Linked DNA regions of Homo sapiens: region 2 is linked to region 1. The links are chromatin loops, found by intact Hi-C in ENCODE. Cell type or tissue: GM12878. All regions are shown on one strand.

Region 1 (8,000 bases):
CAGTCCGCTGTGGTGTCTGACGCCTGTAATCCCAGCACTTTGGGAGGCGGACTCAGGAGGATGGTTTGAGACCAGGATTTTTTTTTTTTTTTCGAGACAGAGTCTCACTCTGTTGTCCAGGCTGGAGTGCAATGGCACGATCTCAGCCCACTGCAACCTCAGTCTCCCAAGTAGCTGGGACTACAGGCACGTGCCACCACATCAGGCTAATTTTTGTATTTTTAGTAGAGACTGGGTTTCACCATGTTGACCAGGCTAGTCTTGAACTCCCAACCTCAAGTGATCCACCCACCTCAGCCTCCCAAAGTGCTGGGATTACAGGCGTGAGCCACCACGCCGGGCAGAGACCAAGAGTTCGAGACCAGCCTGGGCAATAGGGTGAGCTCTCTTCCCTATAAAAATAACGTTTTTGGTTTTTTGTTTGTTTTTTGAGACACAGTTCCACCTTTGTTGCCTAGGCTGGAGTGCAATGGCGCAATCTCGCCTCACTGCAACCTCTGCCTCCCGGGTTCAAGTGATTTTCCTGCCTCAGCCTCCCAAGTGGCTGGGATTACAGGTGCCTGCCACCATGCCCAGATAATTTTTTTGTATTTTTGGTAGAGACGGGGCTTCACTATGTTTGCCAAGCTGGTCTCAAATTCCAGACCTCAAGTGATCCACCCACCTCCACCTCCCAAAGTGCTGGGATTACAGGCGTGAGCCACCGAGCCAAACCCAATTTATTATTTTTTTAATTTAGCCGAGTGTGGTGGTACACACCTGTAGTCCCAGCTACTCGGAGGCTGAGGTGGGAGAATCACTTGCGTGAATCACGGGAGGCAGAAGTTGCAGAGAGCCGAGACTGCACCACTGCACTCCAGCCTAGGCAACGACAGAGTGAGACACTGTCTCAAAAAACAGTAGCAACAGCAAAGACCAACTTAAAGAGGCTCCTACTAGCCAAAGATGGGACCATTTGGGCATCAATAAAAAAATAACTGCATACTAAATATGTTTCTATCCATGGGTTTATAACAATGTTAAAAATATTTTTTAAATGCTCACTGGTCCCCGCTGGAAAATTCTAGTGAGCCAATTCATTTTTTTTTTTTATGGGGGAAAGAATCAAGTATTTATCCTTCCTTTTCTTTGCAAATTGCACCGCTGAGTAATCAAATGGGAGATGAGGGAAAGTTTGTGTGCATAGAACTCCTCCATGTAATAAATGAAAAGGAATAACAGAATGAGAATACCATCACTTTGCAACCCCAAATGAATCCGTGGATCCAGGCACTGCACACCCACAGCTGCTGCCATCAGCATTATGCGCATCCTGTGACATAATGTCTGTGACAATCAGACATTATGCGCATCCTGACGGGAGGACGCTACACCTCCTATGAGGCAGTCTTGCCACATCAGTCAAATTGGAACCTCAGCAAACCTCTGTACTCAAGGCCGGGCGCAGTGGCTCACGTCTGTAATCCCAGCACTTTGGGGGGCCAAGGCGGGCGGATTACTTGAGGTCAGGGGTTTGAGACCCGCCTGGCCAACATGGGAAACCTCGTCTCTGCTAAAAATACAAAAACTAGCCAGGCGTGGTGGTGGGCGCCTGTAATCCCAGCTACTTGGGAGGCTGAAGCAGGAGAATTGCTTGAACCTAAAAGGCAGAAGCTGCAGTGAGCCACGATAGCTGCTACTGCCCTCCAGCCTGGGCGACAGAGCGAGGCTCCATCTCAAAAACAAAAAACCACCACATAACCTCTTCAAGCCTCCTCTATGTTGTAGCACGTGTCAGTACTTCATTCCTTTTTATAACTAAATAATATTCCATTATATGGATAGGCCACTTTTGTTATCCACTCATTCACTGGTGAATACATGGATTATTCCACTTTGGGGCTAATATGAAAAATACTTCTATGAACATTTTTCCATTCATTTTTCTATGAACATATGTTTTCAATTCTCTTGGGTATATACTTAGCCCCAAAGTTGTCTGATAGCTTTTCATCGTTCTTAAAATGAAATCTGAGCTCTTTATCCTGACCTGTCCTGTCTTGCATGGTCTGAGCCCTGCCTGCTCCTCCCTCCGCTTCATCATCCACTCCCCTCCGGCTTCCCCAGGGGCTCCAGGCACTTCCTTCTGGTCACTGACCCAGGACCTTTGGCAGGGCTGTTCCTAACACCTGTATTTAGCTGTCTGCCATCATTAGCCTGTAAACTGCACAGAGCAGAAGCCACATCCTGTCTGTTGCGGCAGGGCACAGAGCCTGGCCGGTGATAAGAGGTCAATGAATACTTGATCCGCAGTGTCCTCATCTAAACTTTGGGTTAAATCAGAGAAGAGATTCGTAACCTCAGTCCATCGATACAGGAGTGAGCTTCACAGTCAAGAAACCTACTGAAATGTCTGTGTATTCTTCCAGGGAGAGGGTCTGCAGTTGTCAGCAGATTCTCAAAGGGTCTATGCCAAGCCCATCACCACCAAATCATAAGTATCCCGGGTCCAGGTCAATCATTTTCAAACTTCAGTGTGCATCGGAATAACCTGGGAAAAGGTCGGGGGCGGTGGCTCACACCTATAATCCCAGAACTTTGGGAGGCTGAGGCAGGTGGGTCACTTGAGGTCAGGAGTTCAAGACCAGCCTGGCCAACATGACGTAACCCCATCTCTACTAAAAATACAAAAACTAGCCAGGCGTGGTGGCAGGTGCCTGTAATCCCAGCTACTGGGGAGGCTGAGGCAGGAGAATCGCTTGAACCTGGGAGGCGGAGGTTGCAGTGAGCCGAGATCACACCACTGCACTCCAGCCTGGGAGACAAAGTGAGACTCTGTCTCAAAATAATAAGAACAACACGGGAGAGTCTGTAAATAGTTAGATATTCAGTACCCTTCACCCCCCAGCACGGTCTGACTTGCGCATTTGGGATAGGCTCTGAAATCTTTATCACTAACTGTCTCCTACCTTGGACGTCGGATGCAGGTCCAAGGACCATATTTTAAGAATGTTACCCCAAAGATTTCCTTGACCTACCTAAGAATCAGCATAAGGCATCTTGAAGTGTCTTTGTAGCACTGACATTCTCAGAGGCTTCCACAAAACAAACGGCCCTTTCAGGCATGGAGGGTGCAGTAATGAGAAAGGCTTCTCTGCCCCTGGGGCTGGAGCTCAGCACTGGGTGAGGGGCTCCAAGGGTCATGTGCCCTGTGCTCCAGGAGCCTCTAGATGGCAGTGCCCAGCCAGAAATAGAGCCAGAGCGGGTGGATGCGGGAGGCTGTTGAGTCCTGAGGCTGCACATGGGAGGGTGAGGAAAGCCCAGGGGCCAAAGCCCCCACAACTGGCCCCAACCGGCTCACAGACAGGTGCAGCCAGGCTGGAACCCCGGATGCTCAGACACTTGTCAACTGAGAAGTGAATGGAAGGGAGGGAGGAAGATCATATGAGAGTTTGAATTATTAATGATAGTAGCTAACAATTATTGAAAATTTGCTGCCAGCCACTGTTCTCTGGCCAAATTGAGATCATCCTGTTTATATTTCTCATGATATTACAAGCATTTTTCCATGTCTTGAAATATTTTTCAAGGCCAGGCGAGGTGGCTTATGTCTGTAATCCCAGCACTTTTGGAGGCCGAGGTGCGAGGATTGCTTGAGCCTAGGAGTCCAAGACCAGGCTGGACAACATAGGGAGACCCCCATCTCTACCAAAAAAAAAAAATTTTTTTTTTAATTAGCTGGGCATGGCGGGGCACCTCTGCGGTCCCAGCTACTTAGGAGGCTGAGGCAGGAGGATTGCCTGAGCCCAGAAGATGGAGGCTGAAGTGAGTCCTGATCATTCCACTGCACCCCAGGCTAGGTGACAGGGAGCAATCTTGTCTAAAAAAAAAAAAAAAAAGTCTGGGCTTAGTGGCTCACACCTGTAATCCTAGCACTCTGGGAGGGTGAGGCAGGCAAATTGCCTGAGCCCAGGAGTTCAAGACCAACCTGGGCAACACAGCAAAACCACATCTCTACTAAAAACACAAAAAATTAGCCAGGCATGGTGGTGCCTGCCTGTAACTCCCAGCTACTCAGTAGGCTGAGGTGAGGGTCACGTGAGCCTAGGAGGTTGAGGTTGCACTGAGCCTCAAGATTGGACCATTGCACTCCAACCTGGGTGACAGAATGAGACCCTGGCTCATAAAAAAAAAAAAAATTCAAGAGTATGCTTTAGGCCAGGCACGGTGTCTCACGCCTGTAATTCCAGCACTTTGGGAGGATGAGGCAGGCAGATCACAAGGTCAGGAGTTCGAGACCAGCCTGGCCAATATGGTGAAACCCTGTCTCTACCAAAAATACAAAAAAAAAAAAAAAAAAAAAATTAGCTAGGCATGGTGGTGCACACCTGTAATCCCAGCTACTCAGGAGGCTGAGGCAGAAGAATTGCTTGAACCCGGGAGGTGGAGGTTGCGGTGAGCCAAGATCGCGCCACTGTACTCCAGCCTGGGCAACGGAGGGAGACTCCATCTCAAAAAAAAAAAAAAAGTATGCTTTATAAAGGCTTCATAATTTTCCATCTAATGAAACTAATAAGATGTGATGAACCAGTCGCTATTATTAGGGCTTTAGGTTATTCCTCACTGTCTTCCACTCCAAGTACCACACTTCATATTGTTGCATCAGAATCCTCTTTTGGCCAGGCACAGTGGCTCCCGCCTGTAATCCCAGCACTTTGGGAGGCCAAGGCGGGGGATTCAACTGAGGTCGGAAGTTCAAGACCAATCTGGCCAACATGGAGAAACCCCCCCCTCTACTAAAAATACAAAATTAGCCAGGCATGGTGGCACATGCCTGTAATCCCAGCCACTCAGGAGGCTGAGGCAGGAAAATAACTTGAACCCAGGAGGTGGAGGTTGCAGTGAGCCGAGATCAAGCCATTGCACTCCAGCCTGTGCAACAAGAGGGAGACTCTGTCTCCCAAAAAAAAAAAAAAAAAAAAAAGAATCCTCTTTTAAGGCTGGGCACGGTGGCTCACGCCTGTAATACCAGCACTTTGGGAGGCTGAGGCGGGTGGATCACCTGAGGTCAGGAGTTCAAGACTATCCTGGCCAACATGGTGAAACTCCGTCTCTACTAAAAATACAAAAACTAGCTGGGCGTGGTAGCAGGCGGAGGCTGTGGTGAACCGAGATCACGCCATTGCACTCCAGCCTGGGCAACAAAAGTGAAACTCCGTCTCAAAAAAAAAAAGAAAGAAAAAGAAAATTCTCTTTTACAACTGTTATTACCTCTGAATATATGTTTAGAAACAGGATTATAAAACCCAAAATTAGGACCACTTTTGAAGATCTTAATAGATACAGCCAACTTTTTTTGTTTTGAGACAGTCTCGCTCTGTTGCCCAGGCTACAGTGCAGTGCCGTGATCTCCGCTCCCAGCAACCTCTGCCTCCCAGGTTCAAGCAATTCTCATGCCTCAGCCACCTGAGTAGCTGGGATTACAGGCACACGCCACTGGGCCCAACTAATTTTTTTTTTTTTTTTTTTTTTAAGTAGAGACAGGGTTTCACCATGTTGGCCAGGCTGGTCTCGAACTCCTTGCCTCGAGTGATCTGCCCGACTCGGCCTCCCAAAGTGCTGGGATTAAGGCGTGAGCCACTGTGTCAGGCCCAGCCAACTTATTTTTCAGAATGTTTTAGCACCTCTCAGCAGCAGCATGTGAGCGGGCACGTCATCTCAGACTTCCCAACCCCAAGTAATAGCCACTTATCTTTTCAAAACTGTATTCAAAACACAGTATCACTTTTTTTTGTTTTTCCTTTTCCATTTCCATTTTTGAGACAGTCTTGCTCTGTCACCCAGGCTGGAGTGCAGTGGCTCGATCTCAGTTCACTGCAACCTCCGCCTCCCGGGTTCAAATGATTCTCCTGCCTCAGCCTCCCGAGTACCTGGGATTACAGGCGCCCACCACCACGCCTGGCTAATTTTTGTATTTTTAGTAAACACAGGGTTTCACCAGGTTGGCCAGGCTGGTCTCGAACTCCTGGCCTCAAGTGATTCACCCACTTCAGCCTACTAAAGTGCTGGGATTATTGGCATAAGCCTCCACGCCTGGCAACTTCTAAAAATTTGAATCTCACAAAATAATGTTGAGCCATTTTTTTCATATATCAGTTGGTAATTTTTATTTCTGATTCTGAAAACTCCCTGGTCCTATCTTTTATTTTTCTTTTTTTCTTTTTTCTTTTTTTTTTTGGAGACAGAGTCTCACTCTGTGGCCCAGGCTGGAGTGCAGTGGTGCGATCTTGGCTCACTGCGACTTCTGCCTCCCAGGTTCAAGTGATTCTCCTGCCTCAGCCTCCTGAGTAGCTGGGACTACAGGCACATGCTACCACACCCGGCTAATTTTTTATACTTTTAGTAAAGATGGGGTTTCACCATCTTAGCCAGGATGATCTCGATGTGCTGTCCTTGTGATCCGCCCACCTCAGCCTTCCAAAGTGCTGAGATTACAGGTGTGCACCACCACGCCCGGCCCCCTATTTTTCTTATTTGGCATATAACCTTCTTATCCACATATAGGAACTCTGTGGGTGGGAGGGATTAAATTTGTCCTGTTTGCCAGTTCCATTTTCAATATTTTTTATATTGATGATAAACAAAAGCTTACATTTATGCTCATAATCAATCTTTTATTTTAAAATATATTTTCCATTGCCTTTATGTTTATAAAAAATATTCAGGCTGGGTGCAGTGGCTCACACCTATAATCCCAGCACTTTGGGTGGCAGAGGCGGAGGATCACTGGAGCCCAGGAGTTAGAGACCTTCCTGAGCAACATAGCGAGACTCTGTCTCTACAAAAAAAAAAAAAGAAAAGAAAAAAATTTTTTAATTAGCTGGGTGTGGTGGTGCACACCTTTAGTCCCAACTACTTGGAAAGCTGAGGCTGGAAGATCAATTGGGCCTGGGAGGTTGAGGCTGCAGTGAGCCACAATCACACTACTCCACTTCACCATGGGTGACAAAGTAGACCCTGTCTCTCAAAAAATAAAAATAAAGTTAAGTACTCGCTATACTTCCCACCAGTTTTTTAATGTTTCCATTTTGCATTTAAGTCTTTAATGTCAATATATTCGGGTACCTGAGGTGATGCTCTAACTTAATGTGTTTTTCCCCAAGAAGTCAGTTTTCCCAACACCATTAACTGATTAACTCATCCCTTCCCTGTCATTTTGTGCTATTTCCTGATGAGATATCAACTTCTTATATTAACCAGGGCATTTTCTGGAGTATCTATCCTGTTTCAGTCTTTGTGCTGACACCTAACTTTGAATTATTACAATTTTGTCATGTTTTAATTCTCTTTATTTTTGAGACGGAGTCTCATTCTATTGCCCAGGCTGGAGCACAGTGGCACGATCTTGGCTCAGTGCAACCTCGGCCTCTCAGGTTCAAGCAATTCTCCTGCTTCAGCCTCCTGAGTAGCTGGGATTACAGGCGCCCACCACCATGCCTGGCTAATTTTTTGTATTTTTACTAAAGACGGGGTTTCACCATATTGGCCAGGCTGGTCTCAAACTCCTGACCTTGTGATCCGCCCTACTCGGCCTCCCAAAGTGCTACCATTACAGGTGTGAGCCACTGTGCCTGACCTTAATTCTGTTTTATCTCAAAATTTATTTAGCTATTCTCAGCTGTGAATTCTTTGAGCCAAACATGAATACAGTACTTCCGATCAGTTTCCCAAAATCCCTTTGGATTTGTGTTAGAACTATAATTTGCAAAGAAATAGCACTTAGGTGTGAAGAGGGTATGAAACCTCATCTTTACAAAAAATAAATTAGATGGGTCTGGTAATGCACACCTGTAGTCCCAGCTCGGTAGGCTGAGGTGGGAGGATTGCTTAAGCCTGGGAGTCTGAGGCTGCAGTGAGTTATGATTGTGTTACTGCACTTCAGCCTAGGTAACACAGCGAGACCTTGTCTCAAAAAAAAAGTGGGGGGGCATTTTGCTTAGGGTCACACAACTCAGTAAGTG
Region 2 (8,000 bases), 200 kb after region 1:
CTGACTTTATTGTATCCTATTATGACCTTCACCCCCACTTGATTACCTCCAGGTTCTGGAGACTGTATATATTCCAGGTTCTGGACACTGTATATAAGTGATTCTCCTGCCTCAGCCTCCCAAGTAGCTTGGATTACAGGTGTGCGCCACCATGTCCGGCTAATATTCCAGGGCCCTACCTGAAGCCAGCTTGAGCTTCACCTAGGAGAGGCCTCGCAGAGGGGATTGATCTCACTCCACAGCCTCTGATCTTTCCCACTCCCTGGAAATGTCTAGAAGATGGCGGTCAGGAGCTTCTTAGGGAGTGTGGTAACTCCGTCTTTTTTGGCTGCCACCATCGTCCCTGTTTCTGTGGATGCCTCGGGAGCTTACAGGCTCCCACCTCTCCCTTTCTGATGCAGGGGCCATTGCTGTAACTGCCCCACCTCCCGCCCTGGGTTGCCTGGTCCCAAGGTAACCCCTGCCCTCCCACTCTGATCAACAGCCTTGATGGTGGCGCCCAGCTTCTTGGACATTCCTAGTACACCTTCTGCCTCTCGTTGTGTTCAAGAAGCCGAAGAGTTCTCCTGAGCACTGTGCTGGAGGCTGGTCCTGTGCTGGAGCTCACCAGAGCATTTGGCGGTGTTCTGGTTCTTGGATAACAGTGTTGACATTTGCCATTGGACAAAGCATGGTTAGCTACTTGCAGAGGCCAGATGTGTATATGACCTGGCTGTAGGATGCCTAGACAGGTGACCTGGCTATAGGATGCGTAGATAGGCAGCAGGATGGGAGCCACAGGACAGAGCTGTTTGTGAGAGCATCATTTGGAGTCACAAAAATACAGGAAAAACCTGGATGGAAACAGCCTTTTTTTTTTGGAGACAGAGTCTTGCTGTGTCACCCATGCTGGAGTTCAGTGGCATGATCTCAGCTCACTACAACCTTCGCCTCCCTGGTTCAAGCAATTCTTGTGCCTCAGCCTCCCAAGTAGCTTGGATTACAGGCATGTGCCACCATGCTTGGCTAATTTTTGTATTTTTAGTAGAGTCGGGGTTTCACCGTGTTAGCCAGGATGGTTTCAATCTCCTGACCTCGTGATCTGCCCTCCTTGGCCTCCCAAAGTGCTGTGATTACAGGCGTGAGCCACTGCGCTCGGCCAGAAACAGTCTTCTTTAGGGGAGTGGTTGATAAATCATGACAATGTTTTGGAGTTATTAAACTTACCCACGTAATGTGAATAGTATATGTGTTTTCCTTCATGAGAAAAAGTGCACGAGCAATGTACATGATATGTACATATGAACATTACATTGAGAATGCCTGGAGGTGAAACATTCATGGTTTCCTTCATGTTAGCACTCAGGGAAGGCCAGTTGATTTCTCCTTATCTATGTCTGCATTGTTGCTAGCTAACATTTGCTTGCTTGTGTTTACTTCTTTCAGAACTCAAAAGTAGAAATAAATAGAAACCAGGACCAGTCCAATATTTTCATAGCAGCTTTATTTGTGAATTTCCTCTATCTGGAAAGGACCCAGATGTCAGCAAGTGAATGGTCAAATGGCAGTCCATCCCTGCCATGATATCCTAGAGTACAGGAGAAAGGAACAACTCATTCCACACTGTGTCCATTTATATAGCATTGGTGAAGTGACAAGATCCCAGAGATGCAGAACATATGAGGGTTGCCGGGGATAATGGGGGAGCACGCACGCCGGGGTGGGTGGTCGTAACAGGGCCACTGGAGGGATCCTTGTGGTGTTGGAACTGTTCAGGATCTTAACTGTGGTGGTAGTGGACACACAAATCTACACAGTAAATAAAATTGTAGAGAACTAAATACACGTAAGTACATGTAAATGTGGAGAAATCTTCATTGGGTTGGTGGGTTACATCAGGACCCTGGCTGTTGATACTGCAGGCAGGGTAGTTTTGCAAAGTGGTGCTGTAAGGGGAAACTAGGAAAAGGGTATGGGATCTCTCCCTGTCCCTTGGTATTAATGGTGGATTGGTTCCAGGACCCCTCTCAGGGTGTCAAAATCCACAGATGCTCAAGTCTTCCTCATACAAAACAGTGTAGTATTTGCATATAATCTTCACACATCTTCCTATATAGTTTAAATTATCTCTACGTGGCTTATAATATCTAATACAGTGTAAATGCTATGTAAATAGTTGGTAGACTATTGTTTTGGGAATAATGACACAGAAAAAAATCTGTACATGTTTGGTACAGACTCCCCCGTCCCCCCAATTTTTTTTTTTTTGAGACGGAGTCTTGCTGTGTTACCCAAGCTGGAGTGCAGTGGTGCGATCTCCGCTCACTGCAACTCTGCTTCCCAGGTTCATGCCATTCTCCTGCCTCAGCCTCCGGAGTAGCTGGGACTACAGGTGCCTGCCACCGTGCCCAGCTAAGTTTTTGTATTTTCAGTAGAGACGGCGTTTCACCGTGTTAGCCAGGATGGTCTCGATCTCCTGACCTTGTGATCCACCTGCCTCGGCCTCCTACAGTGCTGGGATTACAGGTGTAAGCCACCGTGCCCGGCCCCCTGAGTGTTTTTGATGTGCGGTTTGTTGAATCCACAGATGTGGAAGACTTGACTGTATTATTTCTTTCTTTCTTTCTTTTTTTTTTTTTGACTGTGTTATTTCTTAAGACTGTGTGTGAATCTACAGTTATCTCAAAGTTTAATCAAGAAAAGTTTAATCAAGTCAGTATAGTATAGTGTAGTAGCAGTCCTACAGGAATCCAGGTTATTTTGGGAATATCCATATTTAAAAGCATATGTAGTCAAAGAACTTCAGCCTTCTCGGAGTGTCGTGCCTGTTTGCTCAGGACTTTTCCATTCTTCCTGCCTAGGGCCTCTTGTGGCAGTGCCTTTGCCAGTCCAGCTGTGACCCTGGTCTGGTGACATAGGGAGGATATTCTGCCCTGCCTTACCCTGGGGCCAGTGACGATTACCTGAGAATTGTACAAGGCCTGGCACATAATAGGGGCTCATTGGAGTTACTGATTCATGAAATACTTAAGCAGATGGTAGTTCCTTCTCACGTGGTCAGTATTTTCTCTCCCCCTCTTGCTCCCACATAGATGCAAGCTCCCCAGACTGGCTACAGGTCTCCTGAGCAATTCTCTTGTCCAGTTGTCTCCTGGCTTCTGTGTGGGAAGTGTTTTGTGTTTCATCTCCCAAACTGCTTTTTTGTCTGCCTTGAATTGCTTGAGAATTTAAGCCATGCTCTATTTAGGTGCATAATGCTGACATTTTTCCCTTTCTGTTTTTTTTGTAGCCTATTTAGAGACAGGGTCTTGCTTTGTTGCCCAGGCTGGAATGGCAGTGGTGCAGCCCTTGCTCACTGCAGCCTTTACGTCCCACCTCAGCCTCCCAAGTGGCTGGGATTACAGGTGTGCACCACCACACCCAACTTATTATTTTTTGAGACAGAGTTTTACTCTGTCACCCAGGCTGGAGTGCAATGGCGTGATCTCAGTTCACTGCAACCTCCGCCTCCTGGGTTCAAGTGATTCTCCTGCCTCAGCCTCCTGAGTAGCTGGGATTACAGGCATGCGCCACCACGTCTGGCTAATTTTTGTATTTTTAGTAGAGATGGGGTTTTGCCATGGCCAGGCTGGTCTCAAACTTCTGGCCTCAGGTGATCCGCCCGCCTCAGCCTCCCAAAGTGTTGGGATTACAGGCGTGAGCCACCCTGCCTGGCCCAGATTGCTTGTCTTATACACGTTGTTTCGTGTTAATCCTTTTTTTTTTAAAAAAAGACAGAGTCTCACTGTGTTGCCCAGGCTAAAGGGATCTTCCTGCCTCAGGGTCCTAAGTGCCTGGGATTACTGATGTGTGGTAAGGTGCCCTGAAATTTTTCACTTACATCAATTATTCCTCCTGCTTGTTAGGCTGAGAGGGCATTGTACTTTGCCTTTTTAAAATTAGCTTTTAATTTTGGAGTAATTCTAGATGTACAGAAAAGTTGCAAAATTATGACAGAGCGCCTGTGTGCCCCCCAGCGACTTTCTCGGGTTGTTAACAATTTATATCACCAGTGTTTGATACAGTGTTTTAAACCAGATTTGTCACAGCCAAGGAACTGGCATTGGTATGTTGTTAACCAAAGTCAGATTCTTTCAGAGTTTCACCAGTTTTTCCATTAATATCCTCTTCTGTTCCTGGACTGCCTTATCTAAATTGAGGTTGCTTGAATGTTTCTGGTCCTAAAGACAAGGCTTCTGTGGGATGCTTTAAAAAATAAAAAAGAATGCTGAGGTAGAGCTCCTAGAGATTCTATGCAGTCACTCTGATGTGGGTGAGAGAACCTCCCCCATCCCCCAGCAGAGGCCACTGCAGAGCCATGCAGAGATGGCTGGGAACCACAGGCTTGGGCTGGAAGGTGAGTCAGGTTTTCAGGTTGAGCTCCTTATGCTGGTGATGGATGGAGATAACCAATACTGACATGTCTCAGCCAAACTTCTGAAGTATATTTGGGGCTATACATCTAGACATTGTATCAGTAAAATTTATATAAAGATCACTGCTTTCTAGTTTACCTCTGTAGCCTCTATTTTAAGTCATATATTTAAATGAGTTCATTGTGGGGAGAGGAGATGAGAGGTCAAGAGAGGACCATGCAGAACCCAGAGGGAGTTCAAGGTGAACTGATGGGGGCGGGGTGAGATGGGCTGTAGGGCGCCATGTGAGCCACCCAGAGACCAGGTGTTGGCCCATGCGTATCTGCCGTAATAACAGCTGTAGTTTTGATCACTAGGTTGTTACTAGTGGAAGGATCTGGGGGGCTGAGTGGAGACACCTGTGGCTCAGAGGCCGAGCTGGGTCTTCATGGACAAGGCACCACCTGGTGGCAGGACATGGACTCTTAGTTTCAACACACCAGGGTTGTATTGTGTTCGCGACCCCCGCCCCCTGCCAGCTTTTTGGGGGAGGATTGATAAATCTTCGTGAAGTGGCAGAAAATATGAAAGCCAGCCAATTGGAATCTTGCTTATTCTGATCTGTTATCTCAGGGGTTAGATTCGCGTGCTGAAGTGGTCTACGTAACTTCCATAGCGATTGGGAGGTGTTCTCTGGTGGGGTAGCAGTTCTGTGTTATGACATCACAAATGGAATTCACGGGGAGGAAAGCTGGGTATAGGCATTAAGTGCCCAGTAGAGCAGGTGGGAATATAGGCCCTGGAACTAGCCAGGGAGCCTACTTGGTGTTTCAAAAACATATTTTCTGCCTTTTCATATACATATTGCGTTAAAAGGCCTAGCAATCACCAATAATGGAGACTGTCTTCTATTTCTGAGTGGGATATGCGTATTATGGGATGGTAATTGCTTTATTTCCTATAGACGTTTTTCATCCAGGGCTTGTCTGTTTGACATTGCACATAGTCACTTGTGTTTGCCAAACATGTCCCCAGTCTTATTTGAGATAATTTTGTGTCAAAAATAGTGCCATAGCCTGGGCATGGTGGCCCACGCCTGTAATCCCAGCACTTTGGGAGGCCGAGGTGCGCAGATCACCTGAGGTCAGGAGTTCGAGACCAGCCTGGCCAACGTGGTGAAACCCCATCTCTACAAAAATACAGACAAATTAGCTGGGCATGATGGCAGGTGCCTGTAATCCCAGCTACTCAGGAGGCTGAGGTGGGAGAATCACTTGAACCCAGGAGGCTCTAACCCAGGAGTTTCCAGTGAGCCGAGGTCACACTATTGCACTCCAGCCTGGGAGACAGAACGAGACTGTCTCAAAAAAAAAAAAAAAAAAATTAGTGCCTTAGCTCAAGTGTTTGGCCAAATCAGTCCCCATGTCTTAAAAACTTCCGAAAAGGTGGCATATAAAACTTGGTATTACATCACTCTTACATGGCAGTAAATGTATGTGCATGCCAATGTTGTACATCTGTCTTGAACAATAAAAGAAGGCAGCCTTATCGTTTAGGCTATTTCTAGAAGTCTAGTACAGATTTCTTGTGTGTGTGGCTATCCTGTGCTTTCATCATTTACTTCTGGACTAGGGATTTACCATGTCTTAATTAAAATTTTAATCCTCTTGCGGAACTAACTCATTTATGAGGAGCTTTTAAAAACGGGATCTCCTGCCCCTGGGAGCTGGGCTGGAATCACCTTGGTGGCTGCTTGGACACCCATAGGGCTGTTGGTGGCCGGGACCCACCCCTTATGTACTCGGTGGCCAACCAGTGGCCCTTTGCCATTTCACAGCCACTGGCCTTGACCACTTTCTCTGCACCTGTCAGGTGGAAAAGGGCAGATTGGCCACACCAACTCAGATGTGTTAATTTGGATGTAAAAGCTGGGGTCTTGCTCAGATTCTGCTGCAACCGCAGACCTCTGCTTGCTTTGCGTTTTCAAGGCCAACTGCAGAGAAGCCCTAACTTCACACTAGAACCATTTCAGAAAATAATAGGCTTTCTTTAGTCATCACACTGCAATTAATCCCACTGCTGAAAAATGGGGGGTAGAGCTTACGCATTTCCCCCACCCCATCCTGTAAGATGTTATGCGCTCTTGAATTGATCTTGGTTTTTATTATTGCTGTAACTTTTGGAGACAATGCAGTCTCTCTCAAGTCACCCAAACAAGCCCTTCTTTGAGCTCTAATCTGAATTCACTTGTGTCTCAGTCTGATTTCACTGCATCTCATGAAACCATAACCTGTACCTCAGAATTACAGAGCAGTTGTAGAGTTCGATTATTTTCCACACTTTAGACTGCTTACACTTACATGTGATCCTGATTTTAGACATGAAGTTTTATGTACAGAAAATGAGCCCTCATTTTTGCATCCATGCATTAAAACCATGTTTTAAAGCTATTGTCGTAGGGTAAGTTTGAACCAAGGAAGTTAAAAGTACTGGGTGTACGTCTAGCAAATTACTTTTAAGATTTATAGGCCAGGCGTGGTGTTTCACGCCTGTAATCTCAGCACTTTTGGGAGGCCAAGACTGGCAGATCACTTGAGGTCATGAGTTTGAGACCAGCCTGGCCAACATGGTGAAACCCTGTCTCTACTAAAAATAAAAAAAATTAGCTGGGCGTGGTGGCACACGGCTGTAATCCTAGCTACTTGGGAGGCTGAGGCAGGAGGATTATTTGAACCCAGGAGATGGAGGCTGCAGTGAGCTGAGATCACACCACTGCACTCCAGCCTGGGAGATAGAGGAAGACTCCATCTCAAAAAAAAAAAAAAAGTTTGTATAGGCCAGGCAGGGTGGCACATGCCTGTAATCCCAGCATTTTGGGAGACTGAGAGGGGTGGATTGCTTGAGTCCAGTTCAAGACCAACCTGGGCAACATTGTAAAATCTTGTCTCTTTGAGGAAAAAAAAATGATAGCGCATACACATAGTGTGAGTGTGTGCATATACAGTGAAGAAACTACATTGCTTCTATGTAACCCTAATCTCTAGTAGGTTCTTCTGTATCCTGCTGTTTCTGTAGACATCTTTTGAATTTTGTAAAGGGAATATGAAATTATATATTTCTATTTCAACACAGGACTCTCCTTTTCTAATAAAGGTAGTATGTGATACATATCGCTTGGTACCTGAATTTTTTTGTTTTTAATAGAGTTGGGAATCTCACTATATTGCCCATGTTGGTCTCGGACTCCTTGACTTATGTGATCGTCCCGTCTTGGCCCCCCACAAGTGCTGGGATTATATAGGCATGAGCCACTGTGCTTGGCTAAATTTTTTTAACATTCTATTGGGAGCTGGGTGCGGTGGCTCATGAGTGATCCCAGCACTTTGAGAGGCCACGGCAGGTGGATCACTTGAGGTCAGGAGTTTGAGACCAGTCTGACCAACATGATGAAACCCTGTCTCTACTAAAAATACAAAATTAGCCAAGCGTGGTGGTACACACCTGTAATCCCAGCCATTTGGGAAATGGAGGCAGGAGAATCGCTGGCACCCCGGAGGCAGAGGTTGCAGTGAGCCGAGATCTCGCCACTGAACTCCAGCCTGGGCAACGAGCGAAACTCCATAAAAA

The links. Peaks named below come from ENCODE experiments on the same cell type or tissue, not always from the same donor. Only the 100,000 strongest peaks of a DNase experiment are listed, where the experiment ranks them.
Region 2: a loop joins it to region 1, with 11 times the contacts of the local background. A loop is called at or near these places in 13 of 110 quality-filtered maps.

What each region holds. Positions count from the first base shown.
Region 1 is chr16:9,130,178-9,138,177 of GRCh38, reverse strand. No RefSeq gene overlaps it. Among named protein-coding and RNA genes, the nearest start is that of HAPSTR1, 43 kb to the right of the region's middle. RefSeq lists an enhancer at 986-1,486 and a silencer at 4,996-5,045. In GM12878, a CTCF peak has its summit at 3,206 (motif pointing right); no DNase peak of the experiment used is centred here; H3K4me3 peaks cover 559 bases; H3K27ac peaks cover 2,729 bases.
Region 2 is chr16:8,932,958-8,940,957 of GRCh38, reverse strand. The region is part of intron 1 of USP7 (ubiquitin specific peptidase 7); the gene reads left to right. Among named protein-coding and RNA genes, the nearest start is that of USP7-AS1, 26 kb to the left of the region's middle. In GM12878, CTCF peaks have their summits at 4,321 (motif pointing right) and 4,836 (motif pointing left); no DNase peak of the experiment used is centred here; H3K27ac peaks cover 511 bases.